2 separate regions of the Homo sapiens genome follow, and region 1 is linked to region 2. The links are chromatin contacts, found by Hi-C or POLR2A ChIA-PET in ENCODE. All regions are on one chromosome and are shown on one strand. The core of a region is the stretch at or near the end of the contact, and the rest is flanking DNA. Distances in the headings are between cores, read along the strand shown. Region 1 has its middle 22 kb from the start of TSPAN33. Region 2 overlaps TNPO3 (transportin 3).

Region 1 (4,947 bases), core at 1,605-4,104, 160 kb before region 2:
TCTTAAAATTTTTGAATTTGAGCTGGGCACGGTGGCTCATGTCTGTAATCCCAGCATTTTGGGAGGCCAAGATGGGAGAATCACTTGAGCCCAGGAGTTCAAGACCAGCCTGAACAACATAGAAAGACCTCTGTCTCCACAATTTTTTTTTTAAAAAAAATTAGCTGGGCATAGTGGTGAGCACCTGCAGTCCCAGCTACTCCGGAGGCTGAGGTGGGAGGATCATTTGAGTCCAGGAGTTTGAAGCTGCAGCGAGCTGTGATCATGCCACTGTACTCCAGCCTGGGCAAGAGAGCTAGACCTTGTCTCAAAAAAAAAAAAAAAATTGAATTTGAATGCTTTTAGCTTGAGCTTACTCTCTCCAATTAGCCATCATCTTTACCACTCCTAGTTACAAACACTATATTACTTCCCTGGACCTAGTAGGCATGCATAGAGGGAGATAGAGATCATTTGTGCAACTAGAGTGATACAGCCAATGAGTAGTCAGTAAAGAACGGAAATTAGGGGCACGCCATTATCAGGGACAGGTCTGTTAGAATCCCATAAAAAATTCCAGTTGTATTCAACCTCCACTGACAATGACGTGGTTCCAGATCACAGTGGATGGAGGAGACTCACCATGCAGAACTGAGTGACGCAGCAGGAGTAGCATCGTGGCAAAGGTAAGAGGTGAGGCTGTGCCAACCAGAACAGGCTGTATTGAGGAGGAGCAAGAAATAAGGTTGGAGGTGTTCGCGAAGGGTTTCAAAGGGCAGGCAGAAGAGTTCAGATTGTGTGAGGTGGAAAACAAATAAGGTTTGTTATTTGGGGCCCTGGAGTGCCTTGGAGATATCCTGTCTCTGGAATATCTGGAATTGCAACGGGAGTAAGAAGTTAGAAGAGCGGCTGTAGATGTGAAGAGGAGGAAAGGATCCAGGGGAATCGAAGTGAGGAGGTTGGCTTTTGTCTGTAGAATCAGGTCTGGTCAGAGAGGAAACTGGGCAACGCAATCATGATCTCAGGGGAAGCATCATGATTTGGTGGAGTTGAGACTGGGGCCGTGGACTGCAAACAAGGGGTTTGGGGATATTTCCTATCAGGAGCAGTCTCACATCCATATAGGGGTAGGCCACTGTGCACTTTTTATGTGAGAGGTTCCATAACGTTTCTCTTCCCTTACTTCTCACCCTCACCAACTTGTCTGAAATTCCCACCATTCTCTAATCCAATTCCCATTATGGTTAGGTTAAGGTGTGGAATCACTATTTAAAATTCAAATATAGGCTAGGTGCAGTGAGTGGCTCACGCCTGTAATCCCAGCACTTTGGGAGACTGAGGCAGGAGGATCACTTGAGGCCAGGAGTTCGAGACCAGCCTGGGCAACATGGCAAAACCCTGTCTCTACTAAAAATACAAAAACTAGCCAGCCGTGGTGGCTCACACCTGTAGTCCCAGCTACTCCGAATGCTGAAGCACAAGAATCGCTTGAATCCGGGAGGCGGAGGTTGCAGTGAGCCAAGATCGCACTACTGCACTCCAGCCTGGGTGACTGAGACACTGTCTCAAAAAAATAAAAATAAAAATAAAAATAAAATATTAAAAAGAAAATGCAGAAAATGCAAAGATTTCTAGGAGGGATACCCAGACCAATATCTGCACTTCAAATCTTAGAAGTTAAACATTTATCAAGACATGATTCTGTACACCCTCCATTCAAGCCACCAGAAATCTGAGACAGAATCTCATGTGTCTGAGACTCGACCACTCTGATTTTGAAGTGAAATTATTTCAAATGCTTAAATGGGTAGCACTGAGTGTTTGTCTGTTATTTTTCCAAGCCCAGCACCTATTCCCCGTTCTGGTACCAGCATGCTAGATTTCCTTTGGGATGCCACCCCACCTCCTGTCTCAGGCTCAGTGAGCATGGGAGAGATCTACCCTTCCACCTGGCAGGTGGAACGCCGGACTCTGTTCTGGCCAATCAGAGCCCAGGGATGGTTATGCGCTCTAACTTGGTCCAGTCAGAATGAAGCCTCTAATTTAGTTGGGGAGGAGGACCATTACTGAAAGGGATTCCCTCTCTCTTTTGCTGGGACCCCCTGGGATTACAGATGACCTGCAGCCACTGGGGGCTACCCCAGGGCTCCTGAGAGAGAAGGTAACACTGAGGAAAGGTAGAGCTGAGACAGGGTTAAACCAAGTCCCAGTGACATAGTTTGAGCCACAAGATCAGTGGTGCCTGAAACAAGCCCTAACCTTAGACTTTTCAGTTATGCGAATCAGTGAAATTGTGTGGTTGTTGTTTGTTGGTTTGGTGTTTTGTTTCATTTTGTCTAAGTCAGATAAAAATGGATTTTCAGTTATCTTGAAACTGAAAATCTGCTGACTGGCACGCCATCCCGCTGGCTTGTGTGCTGTGCACATTAACAAGACTCACCTTTTCTTAGGATTCATCCTATGTGCAAGATTACCAGGATGTAGCCAGATTCAGGATGCCTGTTTTTATAGCTTAGCTACAGAGTTTTTCTTCACCTCTAGCAATTGCCTATGCCCTTTCAGCGGCCTCAGCAGGGAGAAGCACAGTGGGACTCCTTGAAAGGCAGATCCAGAAGGCTGGTTATGTGGACAGTTCACCACAGTTAACTGGGGTAACCACAGTTGGCCTGGGCAGTCCAGAAGCAGATGACCCACCCCCATACTGTGGGCAGCTCTTCCTGCAGTGCTTAACTCCAGAAAAAAACCCTCCACCAGTTCCTTACTAAGGTGGTAAACAACCCTAAGAAATCTGGCTCTCTAAGCTTGGGACAGCCAAGAAATGAGTCAGCCTTCTGGAGAAACCCCCCTTGCCACAGCCTGTGCTTCCCCATTTCTGCCAGGGCCCCAGCCCCAGCCCCAGCCCCCATGTCAGTAAAGCCTATGCATTTCTTTCAAGAGCATGACAAAACCTCATATCTGAAAAGCACTGAAGTGCTGTACCTCTTTCAAAGTACTTGTGCATTCATTATCTCATTAGGATACCAGATTTGCTATTTTTTTCTTCAGATTCTTTTTTTTTTTTTTTTAACTCAAATCCAGCAGAGTTTTTTCATGTGGTTCTCAATGAGACTTGAGAAGAGAAAATCAGAATTCAATCCAAAAGCACAGCTTTTCTAGAGACATAAATATAATCCTCCTCTCTCATGCCAAAAATAACAAGGGGGCAGAGGTTAGATTCTAGAGGAAAGAACATTGAGTGTGAACTGAAACCTTTCTAGTTACAGATCTACCACTAAGTAGCTGTGTGACCTGGACAAGCCCCTTAATCTCTCTGCACTTCAGTTTCTTCCTTTGTAAAATGGCAGCATTGAGGCTTCCTGGGAACCCTGGCCTTGATATTTTCTAAGCATCTTTGAAGCTCTGAGGTTTTATGGCTCGGTGAATTGTAGAATCTGAGGAGACTGATTTATAAGCAAGTTGGCACGTTTTTTAAGCCCAGTCATTCCTTTGGTGTGTGCAAGGGAGAGCCCCTGCTCAGAGTGTCAGGAGCCATAGCACATTGGGATGTAGACTGAGCATGGCCCACTTCCCAGAGACCCCAAGGCCTGCCTTAGGCCCACCTCTGATGGTGGTGGTTGGTTGGTGGTGGTTAGTTGGTTAAATGAAGGGTGAGATCCTGACCACTCACTAAATGCTGAACTCTTGATAGATTAGGAGGAAGCTCTGCTATCTGTGGGATGAGGCACAGCAGATGATGTGGTTTGGCTGTGTTCCCACCCAAATCTCATCTTGAATTCCCACATGTTGTGGGAGGGACTGGGTGGGAGATAATTGAATCATGAGGGCAGGTCTTTCCCATGCTGTTCTCATGATAGTGAATAAGTCTCATGAGATCTGATGGTTTTAAAAATAGGAGTTTCCCTGCACAAGCCCTCTCTGTGCCTGCTGCCATCCATGTAAGATGTGACTTGCTCCTCCTTGCCTTCCGCCATGATTGTGAGGCTTCCCAAGCCATGTGGAACTGTAAGTCCATTAAAGCTCTTTCTTTTGTAAATTAGCCAGTCTCGGGTATGTCTTTATCAGCAGTGTGAAAACAGACTAATACAGCAGATGTCAGATTGGTTCTTGGAATGGAAGGTAAGCGAACTCTAGTGTTTACTGAAGACAGGGCCTATGTAGGGATTGGCAGGGTAGGGTGGTAGGCCCTATTTAGCAGTACAGAGACTGACCCAAGGCACTTTTCTTGCTGAGTTCAACCTTCTTTTGCAACCCTTTCTTCTGGCAAGTGCTTTCTGCCCAGTGGGGAGGTGAAAGGGTCCCTCACCTTCATGAACCCCTTCTGTGTGAATATACCCTCCAATAAATCCTGGCTCTTCTTTCCATTTCCAATGACTACTTTGAGAAATTAGGATGTCAGTGGTTCATCTTGTCTCATGCAAGCCTGAATTATGTATTCTTTAAGAACAGTGACTATGATCCATCAGACTGTCTTCCACCTGTCATTCAGCATGGCTTTGGCTCTGAACTCTCCACCAACCTTTTTCCTTCCCTGCAACACACACATTCAAAACTAAAATAACCCATTACCACCACCACTAACAACCCCCCCCCCCAACCATCCCATTATAGATCATATCCTCCCAGGAAGTTTTTCTTTGTTCCTAAATTAATTCATACCAATGTGGTGATGGCCACTCAGGCTTGTTACTTGTCTACCTGCCCTACCACGACTCTAAATATGTATTTCCATTTTAACAGGAGATGTTGGATCCAATTTGTCAAAAACTATCTCATTAAAGGAACAAACTTGTTTCAGCATCAGACTTATGATGTGATATTTTTGTCTTAATCCCTCAAAGTACTGAGAGAAGGTTGGGTACTAGTGAAGTCAGAGCTATTAGGGGGCACCCTGGCTAATCAGGCCTTCCTCTGGGCCAGCAGTGCCATCCTATTTATACCTACAGTTTTAGCATTCAGAACAAAATCTTA
Region 2 (5,265 bases), core at 2,597-5,096:
AAGGTTTGCCAAAGGAAACAACCGTGGGAGCCGTCACAGTGACACACAAACAACTTACAGACTTCCACAAGCAAGTCACTAGGTGAGTGATACTGGGGGTTCTTAAGGAGGTGTGGGATGTGGGAAGAAACATATCTTTATTTCTTATGTGCCCTTGGGAAATGGACAATTTATAGTTTGTTTAACCTTGAATTGCACAAATTGGCATTGGAAGCCAATCTGGTGGGAAAACATTCACCATGCTGTGTATGTATGTACATATATTTAACATATGTGATAACTGGTATAAGATTTTTTAACGGTAAGTGGAGGCACTGTTTCTCCCAAAGGAAAATGCACTGAGCAGCTCACTCCCCGTCAGGAGATCTGTCTATATTTTTCTAAGTCCTTCTGAGTTTTCATCCACATTCGGGGGTCAGGAATGTAGGTACCTGAGTAAGGCAAAGCATTGGTTATAAAACATCAGAAAGTGATGTAGATGACAGTGAATTGGAGAATGTTCACCATGCCTAAAGATAGTCAAATTCTAATTTCAAAGAAGTTGTGTAGTCCAAACAGAACATCTGCCTGGGATACATTAGGCCCATGAGGAACTTACAATCTCTGGATTACAGCCTAAAATGTAAAGTGTGTGTGTTTTTTTTACTGTGAACATATAAATATTTTTAATACAGTTACATAGTCTTCCTAATTATTGTTTTATAGCCATAAAGGTGTTACTTGATTTCCTTATAATGCCTCTATTAGTAGACATTTAGATCATTTTTCAGTTTTTTAGTATTACAGATAATGTCAAAAATAGAGCCTTTTCCTTCTACTGAATATTTTCCTTTAAAATGTAATCACCGAATCAAAGGTTATGAGACTTATGGTCTTAATGGTAATGACAGCAACTTAAGTTGGATTTTATAGCTAAGTGTTCCTTTGCCCTGATAGTCTTTTTGTATCTAGAGTCTTTAGAGTTTTGTCTAAATTTTAGACAATGACTTATAATCATACAGTGTGGAAAGATATATGGGTCAAAGAAGGAATGTTATAGCAAGGTTAGTAGTAGTGAAAAAACTGGAAATATTCTAATTGCCCATCAATAGAGAAAAGTTAAATAATTAACAGAAGCTTATACTAGTAAATAGTCCCAAAGATGAACAAGGAAGAAGAAATATGTGATAATACGGAAAAATATACAAGATAAATTGTAAAGGTTAAAATAACAGTATTACATAACCTAACTTGAGCTTTTAAAATAATTTGAAAATTTTTTAACTGTTATAAAAATACACATAACATGAAATTTACAGTATTAACCATTTTTATAAATGCATAGTTCAGTAGGGTTAAGTATATATTCATGTTGTTGCACAACCAATCTCAAGAACTTTTTCATCTTGTAAAACTAAAACTATACCCATTAAGCAACAATTCTCCATTCTCCCCTCTCCCCATCTCCTGGCAATTAACTTCGTACTTAATGTTTGAGTCTGACTACTCTAGATACCTCATATAAGTGAGATCATACAGATTTGTCTTTTTGTGATTAGCTTACCTCACTTAGTATAATGTCCTTAGGATTCATCTATGTTGTAGCGTGTGCCAGAATTTTCTTCCATTTAAAGGCTAAATAATAGTCCATTGTATGCATATACCACATTTTATTTATCCTTTCATCTGTTGATGGCCATTTGGGCTGCTGTTGTGAGTAAGGCTGCTATAAACACAGGTGTACAAATATCTCTTTCAGCCCCTGCTTTCAATTCTTTTGGATACCCAGAGGTAGAATTGCTGGATCATATGGTGATTCTATTTAATCTTCTTTAATTTTTTTAAGAACCATCATACTGTTTTCCATAGCAGCTGCACCATTTTACATTCCCACTAGCAGTGCACAAAGTTCCAATTTCTCCACATCCTCACCAACACTTGTTATTTTCTGGGTTTTTGAGAGTAGCCATCTTAGCATTTCACACCAAGTGTGAAGTGATATCTCATTGCCGTTTTCATTTGCATTTCCCTAATGATTAGTGATGTTGAGCATCTTTTCATATGCTTATTGGCCATTTGTTTTGTCTTCTTGGAGAAATGTCTATTCAAGTGCTTTGCCTATTTAAAAATTGGGTTTCTTTTGTTGTATAGTTGCAGGAGTTCCTTTTATATTTGGGATATTAATTCCTTATCAGGTACATGATTTGCAAACATTTTCCTCCATTCTTTAGGTTGCCTTTTCATTCTGTTGATTGTGTCCCTTGATGCACAGAAGTTTTTAATTTTGTTGTCGCCTAGTTTATCTGTTTTGCTTTTGTTGTCTGTTTGGTGTCATATCTAGGAAATCATTGCCAGATTTCATGTCATGAAGTTTTCCGCCTAGGTTTTCTTGTAAGAGTTTTACAGTTTTAGGTCTTATATCAGGTCTTTGATCCTTTTTGAGTTAATTTTTGTATGTGGTATTAGGTAAGGGTCCAGCCTCTTTCTTTTGCTTGTGGATATCCAGTTTTCCCAGCACCATTTGTTGAAAAGACTGTCCTTTCTGCACTGAATGGTCTTGACATCCTTGTTGAAAATCATTTGACCATATACAGGAGAATTTATTAATGGGCTCCCTGTTCTATTCCATTGGTCTATGATGTATTTCTTTATGTCAATACCATGCTGTTTTGATTACTGTGGCTTTGTAATAAATTTTAGAATCAGGAATATGAGGCCTGCAATGTTCACTTTAAAGATTGTTTTGGTGGCCAGGCGCGGTGGCTCACGCCTGTAATCCCAGCACTTTGGGAGGCCGAGGCAGGCAGATCACGAGGTCAGGAGATTGAGACCATCCTGGCTAAAACAGTGAAACCCCATCTCTACTAAAGACACAAAAAATTAGCCGGGCGTGGTGGTGGGCACCTGTAGTCCCAGCTACTCTGGAGGCTGAGGCAGGAGAATGGCGTGAACCCGGGAGGTGGAGCTTGCAGTGAGCCGAGATTGCACCACTGCACTCCAGCCTGGGCGACAGAGCGAGGCTCCGTCTCAAAAAAAAAAAAAAAAAAAAGATTGTTTTGGCCACTTGGGGACCCTTGAAATTCCATATGAATTTTAGGGTAGATTTTTCTGTACAAGAGGTTGTTGGGATTTTGATGGGGATTGTATTGAATCTATAGATTGCTTTGAGTAGTATTGAAATCTTAACAATATTAAATCTCCAAATCGACAAATACAGTATATTGTTCCATTTATTGGTGTCTTTAATTTCTTTCAGCTACATTTTGTAGTTTTCAGTGTATAAGTTTTTCACCTCCTTGGTTAAATTTTTTCATAAGTTTTTTTTATGCTATTGTAAACGAACCAACTTGTACTTTAAAGAGCTGTTTTATTATAAATTATACACATACACAGAGGCTACTTTCTGCACAGTAAGTTTTCAGAAAGATATATAAGTGAGACTAGGAGGGGAAGGGAGGCTTTTCTTTTCGTTTCATAACTTTCTGCACTATGTGCACTTTTTTATGAGCATAAATTACACTTTTATGGGTAAAATCAGATATAGAAGGGAAAGAAAATGAACTTTAAGCAGTGGTACAAGAGCTAGTTGTCTTTTCTCAGAATTGATTTCTTAATGTCACTTTCCAAAATAGTTTACTTTCTCATCTTCTGGAATGTCTCCAGCAATTTTGTTAATGTTAAAATCCCAAACCATGGAATGCTATTATTTTATAGTTCACTAAGTGGCTTAAGTAGTAAGCCCAGTATGCCCCAGAAATAACTCACTTTTAGCCATAGATCAAGTGACATGCATGACTGAAAAATAGCATGTGACCCTTCATGACACATTTTGCCAGAAGTGGGGATTTCCCCTCCACTGGGTAGGCATATATTGACTGGGGTGACCTTAAAAATTCTTTGATTGCTTTTACTATGAATCTTCTCAGTAGAAGTAGTATTCTGTCTACAAGCTGTTTCAGGGGAAAGAAGTGTAGTAGTTGCTTCTCTCTGCTTCTGTTTTGCATTATTCCATTCAGTGCTGGTTACAGTATAAGGGCAGGATCGTATTGGCTCTAATTTTCCTAAAGCAAATGGGAACCTAGGGGAAACCCTCCAAAGATGGGGTTTGGAGTCAAGTATGTTGGTTTGAATCTTGCCACATACCCTATTACTTTGAACTTCAGTTTATTTATCAAGTGAAATAGGGTTAGTACTACCAGTCTCATAAGGTTATTATGAGATACCAAATGGAAATCTAAAGAAGATCTTGCACATAGTATGTGATCAGTGAATGTTAACTCCTTTCTCCTTGGAGGAGAAACTTCTAGAATGTCATTATGTACTTGCAAAACTAGCTGGGGCATGTCTCCTGTTGACTCTAAGGCAGCCACCCACACATTCTGGAATCCCACACATTGTAGAATAAGTCTTTGTCAAGCCCTCTTTCCCTCAGTGGGACTAATATATGACAGATAAAATAATATGGTAAGTCTGAAATCAAGGTCATAGATATCCTTTCCTAATTTAGGATAAATCTTGGGGCAAGGAAAAGAGACCTAAGTAAAGCAGTGCTGTGGGGGAAAAAAAAAACCTGTTATCTTTGTCCTGTGATATGGGAAAATAAGGTGCACCACCAACCTGACCTACTTGATCTTCCATTGCTAAACAAGTTTTGCAGCTCTTCCTATAGCAGGCTGTAACATATGTAACATAGTGGTGGGAAATGAACAGAAGTAAGAGCTAATGTAGAGGTGCTAGAGAAAGGACTTGAGATTGCTCATCCCCTCTTAGTAATTCTCTTCCTCTAGAATGCCTGTAGTAGACAAGACAGAAAGCCCTTGAACTTTCTGTCCCATGCATGACTCAGTCTCCCTTTTGATTTTAAGGTCCGTAACACCTGCCTCAACATGCTACTTTGTTTGCCATTCTGGCAGAGAGGGTGAACTGGTTTAGTTTCATTTCAGCAAGTCCAAGCCTGCTTTTCACATGGTACTGGTAATTAATTCCCTAGCTTTTTTTTTTTTTTTTTTTTGAGACGGAGTCTCGCTCTGTCGCCCAGGCCGGACTGCGGACTGCAGTGGCGCAATCTCGGCTCACTGCAAGCTCCACTTCCCGGGTTCACGCCATTCTCCTGCCTCAGCCTCCCGAGTAGCTGGGACTACAGGCACCCGCCACCGCGCCCGGCTAATTTTTTGTATTTTTAGTAGAGACGGGGTTTCACCTTGTTAGCCAGGATGGTCTCGATCTCCTGACCTCATGATCCATCCGCCTCGGCCTCCCAAAGTGCTGGGATTACAGGTGTGAGCC

Evidence for each region. Hi-C counts contacts between places; a loop is a spot of excess contacts on that map. ChIA-PET counts read pairs that join two places held with the same protein, here RNA polymerase II (POLR2A). Pooled maps may share reads with other maps.
Region 1: a map of endothelial cell of hepatic sinusoid shows a loop between it and region 2 (5-fold over the local background). The contact joins two enhancer-like sites. A Hi-C loop is called at or near these places in 1 of 168 maps with a recorded cell type or tissue (endothelial cell of hepatic sinusoid), 6 of 37 single-sample maps with no recorded cell type and 11 of 50 pooled maps. POLR2A ChIA-PET finds 5 or more read pairs at or near these places in 2 of 52 experiments (OCI-LY7 and PC-9).

What each region holds. Positions count from the first base shown.
Region 1 is chr7:129,120,663-129,125,609 of GRCh38, reverse strand. No RefSeq gene overlaps it. Among named protein-coding and RNA genes, the nearest start is that of TSPAN33, 22 kb to the left of the region's middle. RefSeq lists enhancers at 2,486-2,755, 3,206-3,375. Within about 2 kb of position 2,854, at least 2 of the 41 ENCODE cell types and tissues checked have a DNase peak (open chromatin) inside an H3K27ac peak, as active enhancers do.
Region 2 is chr7:128,962,097-128,967,361 of GRCh38, reverse strand. TNPO3 (transportin 3) reads left to right here. Exons shown (of 23, transcript NM_012470.4): 21 at 1-82. Among named protein-coding and RNA genes, the nearest start is that of IRF5, 27 kb to the right of the region's middle. RefSeq lists enhancers at 3,799-4,098, 4,219-4,328. Within about 2 kb of position 3,846, at least 3 of the 41 ENCODE cell types and tissues checked have a DNase peak (open chromatin) inside an H3K27ac peak, as active enhancers do.